Regions from separate parts of the Homo sapiens genome. Here region 2 is linked to region 1. A link is an interaction called in ENCODE POLR2A ChIA-PET data of the cell type or tissue named here. Cell type or tissue: Panc1. All regions are shown on one strand. Links, peaks and the distances in the headings refer to the core of each region. The heading gives the core; the rest is flanking DNA. Region 1 overlaps LOC107986092 (a long non-coding RNA gene). Region 2 overlaps FLNB (filamin B).

Region 1 (5,375 bases), core at 123-5,122:
TGATATGGGCACTAAAACTATAGCAAATGGTAGAAAAGGGATTGCTATCATATAGAAATATTTTTAGAGGAATGAATAAAAAAGTTAGAAATAAATTACATTGCATTTCTGTAGTTTCACTGAGTGTGCCCACTTCTCCTGCCTCCCCTTCCACCTCCTCCACCTCTTCTGCCTCTGCCACTCCTGAGACAGCAAAATCAACCCTTCCTCTTCCTCCTCCTCAGCCTACTCAACAGGAAGTGAAGAGGATGAAGACCTTTGTGATGACCCATTTCCACTTAATGAACAGTGAATGTATTTTCTCTTCCTTACAATTTTTTAAATAGCATTTTCTTTACTCTAATTTACTCTATTAAGAATATAGGGCAGGTGCAGTGACTCACACCTGTAATCCCAGCACTTTGGGAGGCCGAGGCGGGTGGCTCACCTGAGGTTGGGAGTTCAAGACCAGCCTGGCCAACATGGGGAAACACTGTCTCTACTAAAAATACAAAAATTAGCCAGGCGTGATGGCGCATGCCTGTAATCCCAGCTACTTGGAAGGCTGAGGCAGGAGAATCGCTTGAACCTGGGAGGCAGAGTTTGCAGTGAGCCCAGATTGTGCCACTGCACTCCAGCCTGAGTGACAGAGTGAGACTCCATCGCAAAAAAAAAAAAAAAAAAAGGCAGTATATAATAGATAAACAAAATGTGTTAATTGACTGTGTTACTGTAAAATTTCTAGTCAACAGTAAGCTGTTTGTAGTTAAACTTTGGGGGAGTCAAAAATGACACATAGATTTTTTTTTTTTTTTTGAGACAGAGTCTCACTCTGTCACCCAGGCTGGAGTGCGTTGGCGCAATCTCGGCTCACTGCAAGCTCCGCCTCCCAGGTTCACGCCATTCTCCTGCCTCAGCCTCCCAGGTAGCTGGGACTACAGGCACCCGCCACTGTCTCACGCATCTGTGTGAAGAGACCACCAAACAGGCGTTGTGTGAGCAACAAGGCTATTTATTTCACCTGGGTGCAGACGGGCTGAGTCTGAAAAGACAGTTAGCAAAGGGTGGTGGGATTATCATTAGTTCTAATAGGTTTTGGGATAGGCGGTGGAGTTAGGAGCAATGTTTTGTGGGCAGGGGGTGGATCTCACAAAGTACATTCTTAAGGGTAGGGGGGAAATTACAAAGAACCTTCTTAAGGGTGGGGGAGAAACAAATCACAATGGTGGAATGTCATCAGTTAAGGCTATTTTCACTTCTTTTGTGGATTTTCAGTTGCTTCAGGCCATCTGGATGTATACATGCAGGTCACAGAGGATATGATGGCTTAGCTTGGGCTCAGAGGCCTGACAGCCACCACACCTGGCTAATTTTTTGTATTTTTAGTAGAGACTGGGTTTCACTTTGTTAGCCAGGATGGTCTCGATCTCCTGACCTCATGATCCACCCTCCTCAGCCTCCCAAAGTGCTGGGATTACAGGTGTGAGCCACTGCGCCCGGCCGACACATGGATTTTTGACTGCAAGGAGGATCAATGCCCCTAATTATTCAAGTTCAAGGGCCAACTAAATACAAAAATCAACTCAAAATGTATCATAGACCTAAATATAAGAGCTAATATTGTAAAACCTTGGGAAGAAAACATACGGGAGCAGCTCCATGACATCTAACTTAAAAATTTCTCACGTATGACCCCAAAAGCACAGACAATAAAACAAAAAAATAGTTAAATTGGACTTTACCAAAATTTTAAAATTTGTGCAACAAAGGACACTATCAACAGAGTAAAAATGCGACCCAAGGAATAAGAGAAAATAATTATATCTGATAAATGATTAATATCTAGAATATATAGAGAGAGAACGTCTACAATTCACAGCAGAAAAAAAAACTATTTAAAAATGGACAAAGGACTTGAATAGACATTTCTCCAAGGAAGATATGCAAATGGCCGATACGCACATGAAAAAATACTCAATATCACTAATCATTAGGGAAACTAAAATCAAAATTACAATGAGATATCACTGCAAACACACTAAGATGGCTATTATCTAAAACAAACATATACATGGCCCGGCACGGTGGCTCATGCCTGTAATCCCAGCACTTTGGGAGGTCAAGGCAGGCAGATCACTTGAGACCAGGAGTTTGAGACCAACCTGGCCAACATAGCAAAACCCCATCTCTACTAAAAATACAAAAATTAGCCGGGCATGGTGGCGCATGTCTGTGGTCCCAGCTATTTGGGGGAGGGGGTGCTGAGGCATGAGAATTGCTTGAACCCGGGAGGCAGAGGCTGCAGTGAGCCAAGATCACACCATTGCTCTCCAGCCTGGGCAACACAGTGAGACTCCATCTCAAAAAATAAATAATTAATTTTTAAAAAATTTAAAACACACAAAGCAACAAAACAGAAAATAAGTGTTGTTGAGGATGTGGAGAAATTGAAAGCTTTTATTGTGTATGTTCTGACTCTTCCACCGACCAGTTACCCCAACCAGTCCACCCCATCTCTCTCTCTCTTTCCTCGGGCCTTTCTATTCCTTGAGACACAACAATATTGAAATCAGGCAGGGTGCAGTGGCTCACACCTGTAATCCCAGCACTCTGGGAGGATGAGGTGGGAGGATTGTGTGAGCCCGGGAGGCCAAGGCCACAGTGAGCCATGATTGTGCTACTACACTCCAGCCTGGGCAACAAAGCAAGATCCTGTCTCCCCCCAAAAAAAAAAAAGAAAGAAAGAAAGAAAAAAAAATTAGGCCAAATAATAACCCTAAAATAGTCTCAAAAGTGTTCAAGTGAAAGGAAGAGTCACACATTTCTCATTTTAAATCAAAACTTAGAAATAATTAAGTTTAGTAAGGAAAGCATGTCAAAAGCCAAGATAGGGTGAAAGATAGGTCCCTTGCATCAAACAGCCAAGTTATGAATGATAGAAAAAGCTCTTGAAGGAAATTAAAAGTGCTACTCCAGTGAACACACAAATGACAAGAAAGCAAAAACAGCCTTTTGCTAATGTGGTGAAAGTTTGCGTGGTCTGGATAGATCAAACCAGCCACAATATTCCCTTAAGCCAAAGCCTAATCCGGAGCAATTCTTAAATTCCATAAAGGTTCAGAGAGTGAGGAAGCTGCAGAAGAAAAGTTGAAAGCCAGCAGAGGTTGGTTCATGAGGTTTAAGGGAAAAAGCTGTCTTCATAACATAAAAGGGCAAGGTGAAGTAGCAAGTGCTAATACAGAAGCTGCAGCAAGTTCTCCAGAAGATCTAGTTAAGATCCTTGACGAAAGTGGCTACACTAAACAACAGATTTCCCATGTAGATGAAACAGGCTTCTGTTGGGAAAAAGATGCCATCTAGGACTATCATAGCTAGAGAGGAGAAATCAATGCTTGGTTTCAAAGCTTCAAAGGACAGGCCGACTTTTTTTTGTTTTTGTTTTTGTTTTTGTTTTTTTGAGACAGGGTCTCACTCAGTTGCCCAGGCCGGAGTGCAGTGGCAGTCATGGCTCACTGCAGCCTTGACCTCCTGGGCTTAAGTGTGATCCTCTTGCCTCAGCTTCCCAAGTAGCTGGGACCACAGGTGCATGCCACCATGCCCAGCTATCTTTTTAAAAATTTTTTGGACTGGGCGTGATGGCTCACACCTGTAATCTCAGCACTTTGGGAGGCCAAGACGGGCAGATCACGAGGTCAGGAGATCGAGACCATCCTGGCTAACACGGTGAAACCCCGTCTCTACTAAAAATACAAAAAATTAGCCGGGCGTGATGGCGGGCACCTGTAGTCCCAGCTACTTGGGAGGCTGAGGCACGAGAATCACTGGAACCTGGGAGGTAGAACATGCAGTAAGCCGAGATCATGCCACTGCACTCCAACCTGGGTGACAGAGGGAGATTCCATCTCAAAAAAAAAAAAAGTTTTTCGTAGAATCAGAGTCTCCCTACATTGCCCAGGCTGGTCTCATCTGGGCTCAAGCAATCTTCCTGCCTCAGCCTGCCAAAGTGCTGGGATTATAGGCATGAGCCACCATGTCCAGCCCAGGCTGACTCCTTTGTTAGGGGCTAATGCTGCTGGTGACTTTCAGTTGAAGCCAATGCTCATTTACCATTCCTAAAATCCTAGAACCCTTTAAAAAATTTCCACTCTGCCTGTGCTTTAATAAACGGACAAACAAAGCCTGGATGACAGCACATCCATTTACAGCATGGTTTACTGAATATCTTAAGCCTACTGTTGAGAACTACTGCTCAGAAAAAAGATCCCTTTCAAAAGATTAGTGCTTATCGACAGTGCACATGATCACCCAAGGAGATCTGTAAGACGTACAAAAAGATTAACATGTTGTTTTCATGCCTGCTAACGCAACAGCCATTCTGCAGCCATTCAAGAAATAATTTCAACTTTCAAGTTTTGTTATTTAAGAAATACACTTCATGCCGGGTGAGGTGGCTCACGCCTATAATCCCAACACTTTGGAAGGCCGAGGCAGGAGGATGGCTTGGGCCCAGGAGTTTGAGACCAGCCTGGGCAGCATGGCGAGACCCTGTCTCTACAAAACATTTAAAAATTAGCCAGGTGTTGTGGTGCATGCCTGTGGTCCTGAGGTGGCATACACCTGAGGAAGCTCAGGCTGGAGGACTGCTTGAGCCCAGGAGGTTGAGACTGCAGTGAGCTGTGATCGTGCCACTGCACTCCAGCCAGGGTGACAGAATGAGACTCAAAAAAAAAAAAAAAAAGAAGAAGAAATGCACTTCATAAGGCTATAGTGATTCCTCTGATGGATCTTGTAAATTGAAAACCTTTCAGAAAGAATTCACTAGTCTAGATGCCATTCAGAACCTTTGTGATTCCTGGGAGGAGGTCAAAATATTAACATGAACAGAAGTTTGGAAGAAGTTTGGCCGGGCGTGGTGGCAGGCGCCTGTGGTCCCAGCTACTCGGGAGGCTGAGGCAGGAGAATGGCGTGAACCCAGGAGGTAGAGCTTGCAGTGAGCCGAGATCGCGCCACTGCACTCCAGCCTGGGTGAAAGTGCAAGACTCTGTCTCAAAAAAAATAAAAACAAAAATAAATAAATAAAATAAAAATAATTTTAAAAATTAGAAAAAAAAAAGAAATTTGGAAGAAGTTGATTCTCACCTACACGGATGGCTTTGAGGGGTCCAAGACTTCGGTGGAGGAAGGAACTGCAGATGTGGAAATAGCAAGAGAATTAGAATTGGAAGTGGACCCTGAAGATGTGACTGAATTCCTACAATTTCATGATCAAACTTGAATTGATGAGAAGTTGCTTATTAAGAAAGTGGTTTCTTGAGATGGAATCTACTCCTGATGTAGATGATTGTGAACATTTTTGAAATGACCACAAAGGGCTGGGCACAATGGCTCATCTATAA
Region 2 (5,375 bases), core at 279-5,278, 420 kb after region 1:
TCCCAGCTACTCAGGAGGCTGAGGTGGGAGGATTGCTTGAGCCTGGGAGGTGGAAGCTGCAGTGAGCCATTATCAGGCCACTGCACTGCAGCCTGGCCAACAGGGCAAGACTCTGCCTTTAAAAAAAAAAAAAAAAAAAAAAAAAGGCAGGGCACGGTGGCTCACGTCTGTAATCCCCTAGCACTTTGGGAGGCCGAGGCAGGCAGATCACAAGGTCAGCAGATTGAGACCATCCTGGCTAACACAGTGAAACCCCGTCTCTGCTAAAAATACAAAAAATTAGCCAGGCGTGGTGGCGGGCGCCTGTAGTCCCAGCTACTCGGGAGGCTGAGGCAGGAGAATGGCGCGAACCCGGGAGGCGGAGCTTGCAGTGAGCCGAGATCGCAACACTGCACTCCAGCCTGGGCGACAGAGTGAGACTCCATGTGAAAAAGATAAATAAATAAATAAAAGACACACTTTTTATAAGAAAAATATTCCACACAAAAAAAGGGGAGTGAAGAATCATATAACCACCATGGGACTGAAGAAATAAAACACTACAAAGAGTTGAAAGCCCCTATACACCTCTTCATGACTGTATAGCCCTCTCTGCCCATCCCCAGAAACCGTTATCCAAAAGTTTGGTAATGATCATTCCCCTAAAGGTTATCTGTATTTTTATGACATATGTAAAACTTCATATAAACGGTATCATAGCATATGGAAATCTCTGCAATTTGCCTTTTCTAATTTTTAACTTTTGTGGATACACAGTAGGTGTATATATTTATGGGGTACATAAGATTTTGTTGTTGTTGTTTTTGAGACAGGGTCTCACTCTGTTGCCCAGGCTGGAGGGCAGCAGCGCAACCACAGCTCACCACAACCTCACCGCAACCTCTGTGCCCAGGCTCAAGTGATCCTCCCACCTCAGCCACCCGAGTAGCTGGGACAACAGGCGCCTGCTACCACGCCTAGCTAATTTTTGTATTTTTAGTAGAGATGGGGTTTCACCATACTGGCCAGGCTGATCTGGAACTCCTGGCCTCAAGTGATCTGTCCACCTTGGCATTATGAAGTGCTGGGATTACAGGCATGAGCCACCGTGCCCGGCCCCTCCTAGATTCCTGATAGGAGTCTGGATCCATCCCCTCCAGATAGGACCCATGGGCCTCAAAAGAAGCGACTCCATCCATCCCTGGCTCTGGGAAGGCCTGATTGGTCAGAGTGGAGTTCTCACAGGAACTCTACTATGGTAAACCACAGGAGAACCAGCTTTAGGATGAAAGAAACCAACAGAGCAGAGACCCAAAAAACTTGGGTTCTTGATGACATCATTTAGATGCTGGATCCCTGAAACCCATAACTTGCTCTGCATCTAGGCTTGCTGACATGAGCCAATCATTTTCCTTCTATGTGAGCCAGTTTTCAGTTCCTTGCAGCTGAAAGGATTCTAACTGCCCTACTTCCCTCCTTGAAGTCTATTCTTGCTATCCGATTCACCCCATACACAATGTCTCAGGGCTCATGGTGCCATTTGTCTCAAACTCTGTATCTCTTCTGAGTGTCCTGGTGCCATTAGCATGTTCTAACAAAGCTGAAACCTGATATCTCCTTTGCCTCGCTTACTACCAGCCTAGAGTAATATAAACCTGGCCCTTTCCATTGGGGAAGTGTAAGATTACCCATTAGCACATCCTGACTTCTTCCCATGTCTCAGGCACTTTACAATTTAGCTCGTTAAATCTTCACACCCACTGTTTCAGATAGAAACTATGATTATTCCCAGTTTATAGATGAGAGCAGTGAGGACGGAGGCCTCAGAGAAAGCATGTACACTCAGTCAATTCCAGATTCAATCCCAGAGGTGCCTGACTCCCAAATTCTCATTCTTGGCTGGACGCAGTGGCTCCCCCCTATAATCCCAGCACTTTGGGAGGCCGGGGAGGTCGGGGGGGTTGGGATCATGGGGTCAGTAGTTCGAGACCAGCCTGGCCAACATGGTGAAACCCCATCTTTACTAAAAATACAAAAAATTAGCCAGGCATGGTGGCAGGTGCCTGTATTCCCAGCTACTTGGAGGCTAAGGCAGGAGAATCGCTTGACACCAGGAGGTGAAGACTGCAGTGAGCCGAGATCGAGCCATTGCACTCCAGCCTGGGCGACAGAGCAAGACTCTTGAGACAAAAAAAAAAAAAAAGAATTCTCATTCTTAATCACAACTTCCCTTCTCCCAAAAAACCCAACAGAAGAAAGGGGGCCCTAAGCTACCAGCAGAACAGAAAAATCAGACTGAGCTTCATATCCCATTATCCCAAAGAACACCATTCATTCCCAGAGATTAGCAGTATGAGGCTTTTTAGAGGCCTAATTCTGGTGTATATCTTGCTTTGCAGAGAGTATAGAACATGCTAATCTGAGGGGGGAAATATGAGTGTTGCAAGAGTATTTCAGGCCATTTTGTTATATCTTATCTATTTACAATTGTCACAGACTCCAAGAGAACCTAAAACTCAAATCAGCTTTTAGGAAAAGAGAAAGTTAGTTACCACTACATAAAGGGTTAAGATGGATCATTGTCATAACACCATAAAAACAACAAACAATGACACAAATTTATTTTAAGAGACAAGGTCTCACTCTGTCACTCCGGCTTCAGTGCAGTGACCTGATTATAGTTCACTGCAGCTTGGAATTCCTGGGCTCAAGGGATCCTCCTGCCCCAGCCTCCCAAGTAGCTAGGATTACAGGCACATACCACCATACCCAGCTAATTTATTAAAATGTTTTTGGCCAGGTGCAGTGGCTATCGCCTGTAATCCCAACACTTTGTGAGACTGAGATGGGTGGATCACCTGAGGTCAGGAGTTCAAGACCAGCCTGATCGACATGGTGAAATCCCACCTCCACTAAAAAAAATACAAAATTAGCTGGGTGTGGTGGTACATGCCTGTAATCCCAGCTACTTGGGAGGCTGAGGCAGGAGAATTGCTTGAACCAGGGAGGCGGAGGTTGCAGTGAGCTGAGATCATGCCATTGCACTCTAGCCTGGGCAACAAGAGCGAAACTTTGTCTCAAAAAAAAAAAAAAGAAAAGAAAAAAAAATTTTTTTTGGTAGAGATAAGGTCTCCCATGTTGCCCAGGCTGGTCTCAAACTCCTGGCCACAAGTGATTCTCCAGCCTCAGCCTCCCAAAGTGCTGGGATTACAGGCATGAGCCACTGCACCCAGCCAACACAACTTTAATGTATTTAGAGCTTCTCTAGAATCATTCTGGAATGAAATAGATTTATATTTCATGGGAAATTTAAATTAAAAAAAATTCTAAACAACTCTTATTTGTAGACCCCATGTACACATGACAGAATTTAGTCCTGTGATTTTCCTATTAAACCCCTGCAGCCTGTTCGATCTTCGTTTGTATTCAATATTCTATGACCACCTCCCCACTACTAGACCACAAGCAACCAGAAGTCAGTGAACAAGTCCCAATCCCCTCTATACTCCTAGCCCCTCTACACCCCTGGCACATGGTAATGGCTGCATAAGTATCCAAACAAAGCATCTATACATTACTACTCTGAGCTCTTGGTCACACTCAGGCACTTTGCATCACAAAAAGACGTTATTCTCTTCCCAGTTCTCCTAGTTCTTTCTCAATCCTCCTGAGCAGGTCAAGGAAAAGGCTCAATGTAGTGCTAGGTTACCTTCAACACCTCTCCATCTCTTGCTAATTTCCCTTTTTAACCAAAAGAGAGTATGCCTCATGTTGTGAACAGGCAACAGTGCTGGCTGGAATTTAATAACTGTTTGGGGTTTATTTATGGTTACCTTCCATTTACCTAGTGACGCTGTTTTTCCGTTATTATAGTGACACAAAGTCTCCTTTTCAAATACATTTGTTTTACAAGTGAGTCAACTGCAGGGGAAAATAATATTAAGTGAAAAATGAAATAGAGACAGCCGTGGGATATGGCAAAATAGTAAAGGTGGTTCCTTTACAAATGATTGAAGCTTGGGGGACACAGACCTAGTCTAGTTCTCCCATTTTATAGATGGGGCAAAAGGTTCAGGCGAGGGCCCCAGTGATGGTAGAGGTAGACCTAGGAGTAAGAGCCAGGGTCTGGGCCAGGCGCGGTGGCTCATGCCTGTAATCCCAGCACTTTGGGAGGCCGAGGTGGGCAGATCAATTGAGGCCAGGAATTCAAAGCCAGCCTGGCCAACATGGTGAAACCTCGTTGATACTAAAAATACAAAAGTTAGCTGAGGCCAGGCACGGTGGCTCACACCTGTAATCCTAACACTTTGGGAGGCTGAGGCAGGCGGACCGGGCCACCGCACTCCAACCTGGGTGACAGTGAGCCTCTATCTCAAAAAAAAAAAAAGAATTAGCTGGGCATAGTGGTGCACGCCTGTAATCCCAGCTACTCAGGGGGCTGAGGCAGGAGAATCCCTTGAACCTGGGAGGCGGAGGTTGTGGTGAGCCGAGATCGCGCCACTGCACTCCAGACTGGGTGACAGAGGGAGACCCTGTCTGGAAAAAAAAAAAAGAGCCAGAGTCTAAGTCCGGACATCTGCCTGGGACCTGCAATCTTGCCAAATCCAGCATGTCCTACACCTTTCCCAGAAACAGAAACGGGTCTCCAGAAGGGGAGTGGGTTAACATCAGCTGATCATACTGATAATGCCTAAATGACAGTCACCTTTAGTAGCTGGAGAAACAAAAGCCGTTGTGCAAGTGTTTTAAATTTTTGCCCCATCACATGGAAAAAGTACCCAGGCTGACGAATTTCTTCCCATCATTAAAACATAAAGATCTGCATTAGTCACTCAGTGAAGTAAAACCCACACAAATTCTACCTTTGGGAAAGGTGTTGGGCGTTCCCTGGCTACACCAGAGATGGCCTAAAACTGACATTTGGTAGCGCTGCAGTATTAGAAATCTGGCCCAATTATGAACAGCAGGCAGCTGGTGTCCAAGGAGTAACTGGGGGAAGTACACGGTTCATGCAAGACACAGACAGATTCCTTCTATCCATCAGGGCAAAGACTAATACTCGCCAACTCCTCAAGAGAACCGAAAATACTGGCCCCCAACCTCCCATATCCATTCCTGTCCCAGGAGCCACAGAATTCCCTGTTGGCAGCCTCCTCTGTCACCCTAGCCCAGCGACTTTGATGCTGTTTGTACAGGGCATAACCCAGAAGTCCAGTTTCCAAGCACTAACCACTGTAAAAATATTGTCGCCAGCTCCATGACACCAAGTTGGATAGTGCGGGGGTTTACCACCACACCCAGGGCAGCAAAAATTTTGACAGATGGCAGGCAGCCCCACCATGACCCCAGATGCCAAAGAGCTAGGAGGGAAAGTGCTGCCCAGGGCCAAGGCAGGG

The links. Peaks named below come from ENCODE experiments on the same cell type or tissue, not always from the same donor. Only the 100,000 strongest peaks of a DNase experiment are listed, where the experiment ranks them.
Region 2: POLR2A ChIA-PET joins it to region 1 with 7 read pairs; 3 of 35 experiments call an interaction of 5 or more read pairs at or near these places.

The regions. Positions count from the first base shown.
Region 1 is chr3:58,446,313-58,451,687 of GRCh38, reverse strand. All of the region lies in intron 1 of LOC107986092 (a long non-coding RNA gene), which reads right to left. Among named protein-coding and RNA genes, the nearest start is that of PDHB, 15 kb to the right of the region's middle. In Panc1, for the core only: no CTCF peak of the experiment used is centred there; no DNase peak of the experiment used is centred there.
Region 2 is chr3:58,026,314-58,031,688 of GRCh38, reverse strand. All of the region lies in intron 1 of FLNB (filamin B), which reads right to left. Among named protein-coding and RNA genes, the nearest start is that of FLNB, 21 kb to the right of the region's middle. In Panc1, for the core only: no CTCF peak of the experiment used is centred there; no DNase peak of the experiment used is centred there; H3K4me3 peaks cover 368 bases; H3K27ac peaks cover 2,313 bases.